Linked DNA regions of Homo sapiens: region 2 is linked to region 1. Evidence: read pairs that join two places in POLR2A ChIA-PET (ENCODE). Cell type or tissue: MCF 10A. All regions are shown on one strand. Region 1 overlaps SH3PXD2A (SH3 and PX domains 2A). Region 2 overlaps SH3PXD2A (SH3 and PX domains 2A).

Region 1 (4,000 bases):
GAGGTCTCTTGCTTTTTGGAGGGGTGGGCAGAAATCAAATTCCTTAGGACATTGGGCCAAGCGTGGCGGGGTCACCAGCCTCTCAGGGCAGCCTACTGTTTACTTGGAATTTTCTGCCTTGTTTTAGAAGATGACTGTGGAAAATCCATCTCCTGTTGCCCATCCTGGGATTGGAGTAGATTTCCTGTGTATCCCGAGTTTGCTGGCCTGAGGAGACTCCCTGAGAGGAAATGGTCATTACGACATGAAGTAGAGTGTGTAGCTGCTGATGTAAAAAGCAAACAACTGTGGCCAGGGATTGAGGGACTTCAGAAGCCAGGCAGTGGAGCAAAAAGAGCTGCACTCCCTCTGCAAAGGCTGTGCGAGGTCCCCTCCCACTAGCAAGCCATCTGTGTCTCTGTACTGGCTGGCACTGGGCCTCTGGGCTTCCAGAAAGCCCTTCATCCTAATAGCTGAGTTAGTCCCATGCATCGCTATCCATATCCCCAGGTTGATGAGTCCTGGAGAAGTGAGATTGCTTAGGGAGAAAAGTGAATCTATAACCATAATCAAGGTAGGCGTTGCCAGCCTGCAGACAGCCTTGTGACCTTATGAGCTTAGAGGTATATTTTTAGTCAGCAGGCATGCTTGCTTCTTTTGTACTGACTCGCCAGTTTACGTAACGGCCCTGTAATGAAGAGGCAGTTTGGAGCCACAGTGCAGAGGGTGCTGGGTGAATTGCAAGCATGTTCTCCGGGGCCTTCCTCTCCCAGCCCCCAGAGCCCTGTGCAGAAGATCCGGTATTTGTTCCAGCATAGAAGGAAGCAGGGGGAAGGGATGTCTTTAACTAGAGCTGGTCCGTGGCCCGCTCCCTGGGCTATAGGTGTCTGTGTGTGTCTCCACCAGGCACCAGCTGAGAAAGCCCTTCCTGAAGGGCCCTGGATGCTATGAGGGAGGTTGTGGCTCAGAGATTTCACCAGACTGCAACCCCCAAGGAAGAGAGGTTGAGAAGTTTCTGGGTCCCACAGGTGACCTGGGATGTCAGGAAAAGCCAAACTATGTGATGGAGAAGGAAAAATAGGGTCTGTTGGTAATTCTGGGGTTTAAAAAGGTCAACAAGATTATAGGCCTGAGAGGCACCGTGTGCCATCTTAAACACAGCTTTCCTCCAACCTCCACTGGAGGTATTTTGTCTTCTCTTGATGTAATTACTGCTTCCCATCCCCAAAAATCAGTCTCCTACTCTGTAATCTGGACGGGCAGTTTTCAGGGCCTGCTGTCAGCAGCTGACTCTGAACACAGCGTGGAATAGCTACATTCATTCCTTTCTATCACAGATATTTATTGAACACATACTGTGTGCCAGCTGTGGTCACTGGTGATATGACTGAGAACAAAGTAGGCCTGGTTGTGGTTCTCAGGAAGTTTACCTTCCAGTGTGGGAGTCAGAAGACAAATAGATGAGCAATTTCCAAGAGTGATGAGTGCCAGAAGGAAAAATAACCAGGTCATGTGGCAGGTGCTACAGCTCAAGGCATCTGAAATTAGATGGTCACAAAGGGCTTCTTTGCAGAGGTGACATCTCCACTGAGTAGGTTTGGATCATCAGGGCCCAGGGGTGCCAGGCTTGGGGGGACAGCAAGAACAGTAACCTTAGTCGGACCACCGGTATATGTTTGAAGAACAGTAAGAAGTGTGTGGAACAGTGAGGAGTGCTGAGTCACCCAGAGACAGCTGGGCAGACAGGACTTGTGGAGCCAAGACACTCCAGAGCGGCTCCACCTGTGTGTTTGTGAGCTGTGCCATCTGGCCCAGTCACACGGACTCCAGGCTCTGTAGCATCATCTGTCAAATGGGTTGATCATGGTTTGGTGACATCGCAAGCAGTTAATGCATGGAAAGCGCTGTGTGGCGTGCAACGGGAGAGGACTGGTGCCGCAAGCCTGTCTGTGCTCGTGGTGGCTTTGCCGCAGGACACAGATGTGGGATTTCCTTTGCCCTCCCCACTCTGTGCTGAGTCAGCTCTTCCCACTGCAGCCCAGGCCGCAGCCCAGGCACAGCCTCACTTCCTGCAGTTCTTTCCCGGCCTGTGGTAACTTGCAAAGCAGCAAGGAGCTTGTTTCTAAAGAGCAGATGACCCAGATGGCTGATCTGGGATGAAAGGTGGGGATCCGGCCTCTGATCACATGGCAGTGTCACTGTCACTACCTTCCAGACTCCGAGCTGCAGACCCTCCAGGTCTTGCAGGGAGTAACAAGCTTTGCAGGGGTCAGCCACGCAAGGGGCTTTTTTACTTTTGAAATGTAGATCAGTCTCCCAAGCCCTTCCCCCGCGACATCCCCACATTCCAAGACCAGGAAAAGAGCCAGGCCACCTTGTTACAACTTGGTATGTGCCTTCCCAATCATTCTAGAAGGGAATCAGCTCCTGAACACCTACCCCCAACCCTCCGTCCTGGATGGATTGTATCCTAGGTATCTTCCCCAGGAACTTTCTGATCTGGGCCGAAAAGCCTGTCTCTTCTCATGGTCTCAGTCAGTCTGTGTCATCTAAGACGCAGAAAATGCACCCGGGCCTGGGTCTCCAGAGTCCTGGATTCTAGTGCACCCCATGCTAATCACCATGGCACAAAATTGAAGAAGTTAAGTTTGAGCAATCAGGGATCACCTTGCTTGTTGGCAAAGTCACCAGAAAGTGACAGGCATGATTTCAGGGCTCGGTGACACTCCTGTCCTTTACCCTCCACTCCCTCCCCCTGGAAATACATCCTTTCCTTACCTGATGCCTAAATGTCCTTTTACAAGGTTGGATCCTTTCCCTCCATGCTGAGAGAGTACAGTTATACCCTGGTGTCCCCAGGGTTGGTGCTTCCAGCCAACTCATACTCCAGCGTAGATGGCAGACTGGATGGTTACTGAGACCAGGGTTGATAGAGGTGAGAGGGCAAGTGGGCAGCTGAGGCTAGAGACAGAAGAAGGTGCTAGGCCTCAAAGGCCTGTGTGGAGTCTGGAGAAGGGGCTGGCGGGAGCTTGCACGGAGCAGAGGAGACCAGCTGGGGTCCTGGAGAGGCAGGTGAGAGGGCAAAGGTGACTTGGCCTAGGCTGGGCCCTGGGTGGAGGGAAGTAGACTGAGGTCTGTCTTAGAAGGACAGCCAAGAGGCCATGCTGATGGATTGGAGGTGGTGGGGTGGGGTCGAGGATGACTGCCCATAGCTCTGTCTGGGCAGCCCTGGCCAAGATGGCAGAAGGAGTGTTTCACCTCACCACCACTCCCCACTCCTGCCTGTGGGCTGCATCCGTGGGGGTGAAGGGAAAGGACTTCCTCCCTCCTCCCTGAGGTGGCCGAAGCCTTTGGAGCATATGAAAGGTGCTTTGTGGTGGGCAGCCTCCCTCCCCAGGAGCCTCTGGGCACTGGGCACTCTGGTTTCTGGGTCCAGGTTTCACTGAGGGCTCGGGAGTGGCAGCAGCGGGTGATGGTGGTGGAGGGGAACACTGAGGCGCATTGAGAAGGAGCTCCGGCCCCCAACAACTTCTTAGGAGGTGAGGGGCACTGGAAGAGATAAACTCCCACAGTGTCCCTGGCCTAATCCCGCACACTGCCCTCCTGGGTCACTCCAACTGGACCCAGGCCCAAGGACAAAGCCCCAAGCCAGAGCTCTTCTCTGGCAGGGACTGAGCTGGCTCTAGGCATCACCTGTGTGAACTGATGTATCATTCATCCAGGGCTGCCTGGCACCCAGCAGATCCATCGTTCTGGGCGCTGAAAATACCTCCTCCCCCTTCACCTCCACAGTTCCCAGGACTGATGTCCACTGAGGAGGCCCCAGGATGCCAGGCTGCCCAGCCTCCAGACCACAGTTGGCCCCAGGGGACTGGCATGGCCTGAAGATGGAGCCCGTTCATCTGAATGTACCTTCAAAAGGGAAGGGAGGAGGCAAATGTGGAGGGTGGGGGTTGGCTGGCAGCCTCGCCTTTCTCTACCTGTCAGGGACAGGGTGGCCTGGCGACACCCCTGCAGGCTT
Region 2 (4,000 bases), 54 kb after region 1:
GCTGATGTGTGTCAAGGGTTTAGTTTAGCACCTGGCATAATGTAAATGCTTGACAAATGTAGTGCTCTTGTCAATAATAGTATTAATAATAATAAGAGCAGCACTACCACTCCCACCTTTGGGTAAGAAGAGCTCACTCACGGTGGGGAGAACTGCTCAGTGGTGACTCCCACCAAGGCCTGGCCCACGCCCGCCCTTCCCTCCCCCTGTTTGCCACCATACTTTGGGGTTCATGGGCACAAGCCTGCTCCGGGACCTCGGGGGCTTTACCTTGGTGTAGAAGCTCAGGAGAGGTTGCTTGGTGGAGGATGGAGGTGGCGGCCCACGGCTGGCCTGCTGGGACCTGTAGTGGACAGGCTGGTGAGCAGGCAGGGCCCTCACTGTAGTTGCAGCTGAGCTGGCCCAGGAGCATTCAGGGTTGACAGGAAGGCAGCTGGAGAAGGCTGGGAGCATGGAGGTATTACCTAGGTATTACCTAGGGTTCCTGGATGGCCCCCCTGCTACAAGCAGGACACAGGCTTGTCCTGTGAGCCTGGAGCTGGAGGCCTCTTTGCAAAAGCCCAATCAGGGAAACTAAGGCACAGAGAGGGCTGCCACCACCCAGGTCATGCTGCCTGCTCAGACAGCCAGGCCTGGAACCCATGTCTCGGGCCTCACAGGCTGGGATGGCCCTGGTTTGGCATCTTACAGGACTCCTCCCTAGACCCCGTCCTTTACATGTATGCTCTGGCAGACCCTGGGGAAGCCCCCAGGCCGCCCTGCACCCAGGCTAGCCCAGGAGCCACCCATCCCTGGGCACACAGGCCCTTGGCCAGGAGCCCGTTTGTCCTGCGTTTTGAGTGCCTGCTGTGAGGAGCATGGCAGCCACTGCCCTCTGTGGAACAGGCTCATTAAGTCAGCCTCTTGGTCCAGCATCGAGGGGGATCCAGACTTGGCTGTCACTCCTGTCGCCTCTGGGGAGACCCGTCAGCCTGGCAGCAGCAAGGGATTCTGGGGGAATGTGAAAGTGATAACAGTCATTCAGATGGACCTGGAAGTCCCCAGCTCTGCCACCCCCAGTGCTGCCAGCCACCAGCCACCAGTGTGGTCTCAGCAAAGTGGCTTTACCCTGCAGAGCCTGGGTTTCTTCATCTCTGTACAGACACCCCAAGCCTTGCTCCCCCCTCCCCCTGAGGCCAGCCAGGCCCGTGTCCCTGCTTCTTCCCATGCTGCTCCTCCTCCAGTGGCCACCGCCCCCACCTTCCTGGCTCCTTCTCTCAGTGCCCTCCTTTGGCCAAGCCCATTCTGTCCCAGGTGGTTCTGTCATTTCCCCTGCAAGTCACAGCTCTTCCAGAGTCCCTCCCTCTCCCCTCTCGAGGGTGAACCAGTGCTGGCAGCAGGGCCCTGTGACTGGCAGGTGGAGCTGGAGCAGGTGGAGGATCTGTGTATGCGCTCCCTGTTACTGAGCCTGACTGTGCACGGGGGACTTTATGTGTATTAACTTGTTTATCCCCCAGCAATCCAATTAGGTGGATCATTTCAGTCTCTGCACTTTATAAATGAAGACAGAGACCCTAAATAATCTGTCTGGCAGAGCTGGGATTTGAACCTAGGCAGCTACACACACACAGAGAGACACATACACACACATGCACACACGCACCATGGGAGCCAAGCAAACCTTCTGGCCATACCATGTCAGAGTCTGGACTGTACTGTCCAATAAAGTAGCCAGTAGCCACGGTGGCTCTTTAAATCTAAGTCTTAATTAAACAAAATGAAAAATTCAGTGTTTGAGTCATACTGGTCACAATTCAGTGTTTGAGTGCTCAGCGCCACTGTGGCCAGTGGTACCATACTGGACAGGACAGATAGAGACTATTTCCATTACCCCGGAGAATTCTACTGGACAGCTCCTTTGAGGGCACCACTGTTGGGGACAGAATTGGAACATTCAGTGCTATTGGGGGTCAAAATCAGAGTGGGCTTTCTGGAGGAGGTGCCCCTTCCTTAGGCCTTGAAAGTTGTGAAACACTAGGCAGGGCAGGAGGGGGCCTGTGGTGGTTGCAGCACAGACAACCGAGTCTGCAGCCTTGCCTCCCATTGCAAGCTGTGTGACACCAGGCAAGTGACTTAAGCTGACTGAGGTGCATCTGTAAAATGGGGCTAACGCAGCTGCCTCTGTTGGGCTGGGCACATCTGGCTGCTTGGTGCTTGTGGGTTTGTCACATGGTGTCTAGGAAAGTCTGGGAGGTTCAGGTTCCTTCACTGTAAGAGGCGATCACCCGGGCCTCCCAGGGCCATGCAGGTGGGCTAGGTGTGTGGGAGGAGTGTGGGGCCCTCCGAGTCCTCTTTCCCACAGAGGCCAAGGCAGAAACAAGCACAGCCTGACTTTGGGTGGGCTCCTTGGCCTCCATGGGAAATAGGGAGCTCCTTGGCCCAAGCTCCCAGTCTCAGGTCGAAACTAGGCCAGGGCTGGGGAGTTAGGGGCCATCAGCCAAGGATCGACCCAAGAGGTCTGTGCTCTGCAGTGGGGCCCTGGTATCTGCCCGTGTGTCACACACACCCATACACACACGTGACACAGAGACCAGGCACATGTCTGCAGATGGGGCCAGTGTAGCTTGAGGGGCAAAGCAGTCCTCTGGCTCCCCCGACACAAGTCCTCACCCCACCACCTGAACAAGGGAAACCAGAAGGAGCTAGAAATGTGATCCTCAGGCACAGAGCTGGTGCCACAGCCTTCAGGGAGAATCTCTCTTTAGGAATACTGCCGCTGGGTTGTTCTCAGCAACTTCCTTCTAAAATCTGAGCTGCTTCCTCTGGGGCTCAGTCCAGCCCCAGCTGCCTGTCCTGCTCCCCCAAGACATACAGCCTTCTTGCCCTCCGCACCCAGCATGCACACACACACACACACGCACACACACAGGCTTACATCTGTTCCTGCCCCTGCACCGTTGCTCACACCATCCCTTCCACCCCAAATCTCCTTCCTGCTTCTGCTCTTTTTAAACAGTCTTCATCTTTCAAGGGCTAGCTCTAGTGCCCCATCTTCCACATAGCCCTCCCTGACCACCCCAGACCACTCTGATCTCCCTGTCCTGGAAATTTCTATACAGTGTTTCCTTTGACCAAGCTTTGGGGCACCTGATCACAAGGGAACTTGTATGTTGTCTTTTCGTGGGTGTTTGCCATCTCTTTCCAGCTAGATGGACAAAAAAATGAAAAAGAGGGCAGGACAGTGTGTCTTCTGCCACTCTCTTACTTCATACACAAGACTGGGTCTACAACAGACCTTCAGTCAAGATGTGGATGGATGGTGGATGAATGATGGATGGATGGATGGTGGATGGATGGTGAATGGATGATGGGTGAATGGTAGATGAATGATGGATGGATGATGGATGGATGGCTGGATGATAGGTGGATGGATGATGGATAGATGGATGGATGATGGTGGATGGATAGATGGATGATGGATGGTGGATGGATGATGGTGGATGGATAGATGGATGGATGGATGGATGGTGGATGGATGTTGGATGGATGGTAGATAGATGATGGATGGCTGGATGAAGGATGGATGGATGGTGGTTGGATGATAGATGGCTGGATGGTGGATGGATGGATGGATGATAGATGGATAGATGGTAAATGGATGGTGGATGGATAGATGGTAGATAGATGATGGACAGATGGATGACTGGATGAAGATAGATGGATGGATGATGGATGGTGGATGGATGGCTGGATGGATGATGGACGGATGGATGGCTGGATGAATGATGGATGGATAAATGATGGATGGATGGATGGCTGGATGAATGATGGATGGATGGATGATGGATGGATGGTGGATGGATGGATAGATGATGGATGGATGGTGGATGGATGGATGATGGATGGATGATGGATGCATGATGGATGGATGATGGATGGATGAATGGATAGATGATGGATGGGTAGTGGATGGATGGATGGTGGATGGATGGATGATGGATGGATGGATGAATGGATGGAT

Evidence for each region. ChIA-PET counts read pairs that join two places held together with the same protein. Peaks named below come from ENCODE experiments on the same cell type or tissue, not always from the same donor. Only the 100,000 strongest peaks of a DNase experiment are listed, where the experiment ranks them.
Region 2: POLR2A ChIA-PET joins it to region 1 with 5 read pairs; 6 of 35 experiments call an interaction of 5 or more read pairs at or near these places.

What each region holds. Positions count from the first base shown.
Region 1 is chr10:103,755,906-103,759,905 of GRCh38, reverse strand. The region is part of intron 3 of SH3PXD2A (SH3 and PX domains 2A); the gene reads left to right. Among named protein-coding and RNA genes, the nearest start is that of SH3PXD2A-AS1, 11 kb to the right of the region's middle. RefSeq lists a silencer at 241-535 and enhancers at 2,666-3,321, 3,322-3,979. In MCF 10A, no CTCF peak of the experiment used is centred here; DNase peaks (open chromatin) are centred at 645, 1,755 and 2,005.
Region 2 is chr10:103,701,493-103,705,492 of GRCh38, reverse strand. The region is part of intron 5 of SH3PXD2A (SH3 and PX domains 2A); the gene reads left to right. Among named protein-coding and RNA genes, the nearest start is that of SH3PXD2A-AS1, 43 kb to the left of the region's middle. In MCF 10A, no CTCF peak of the experiment used is centred here; no DNase peak of the experiment used is centred here.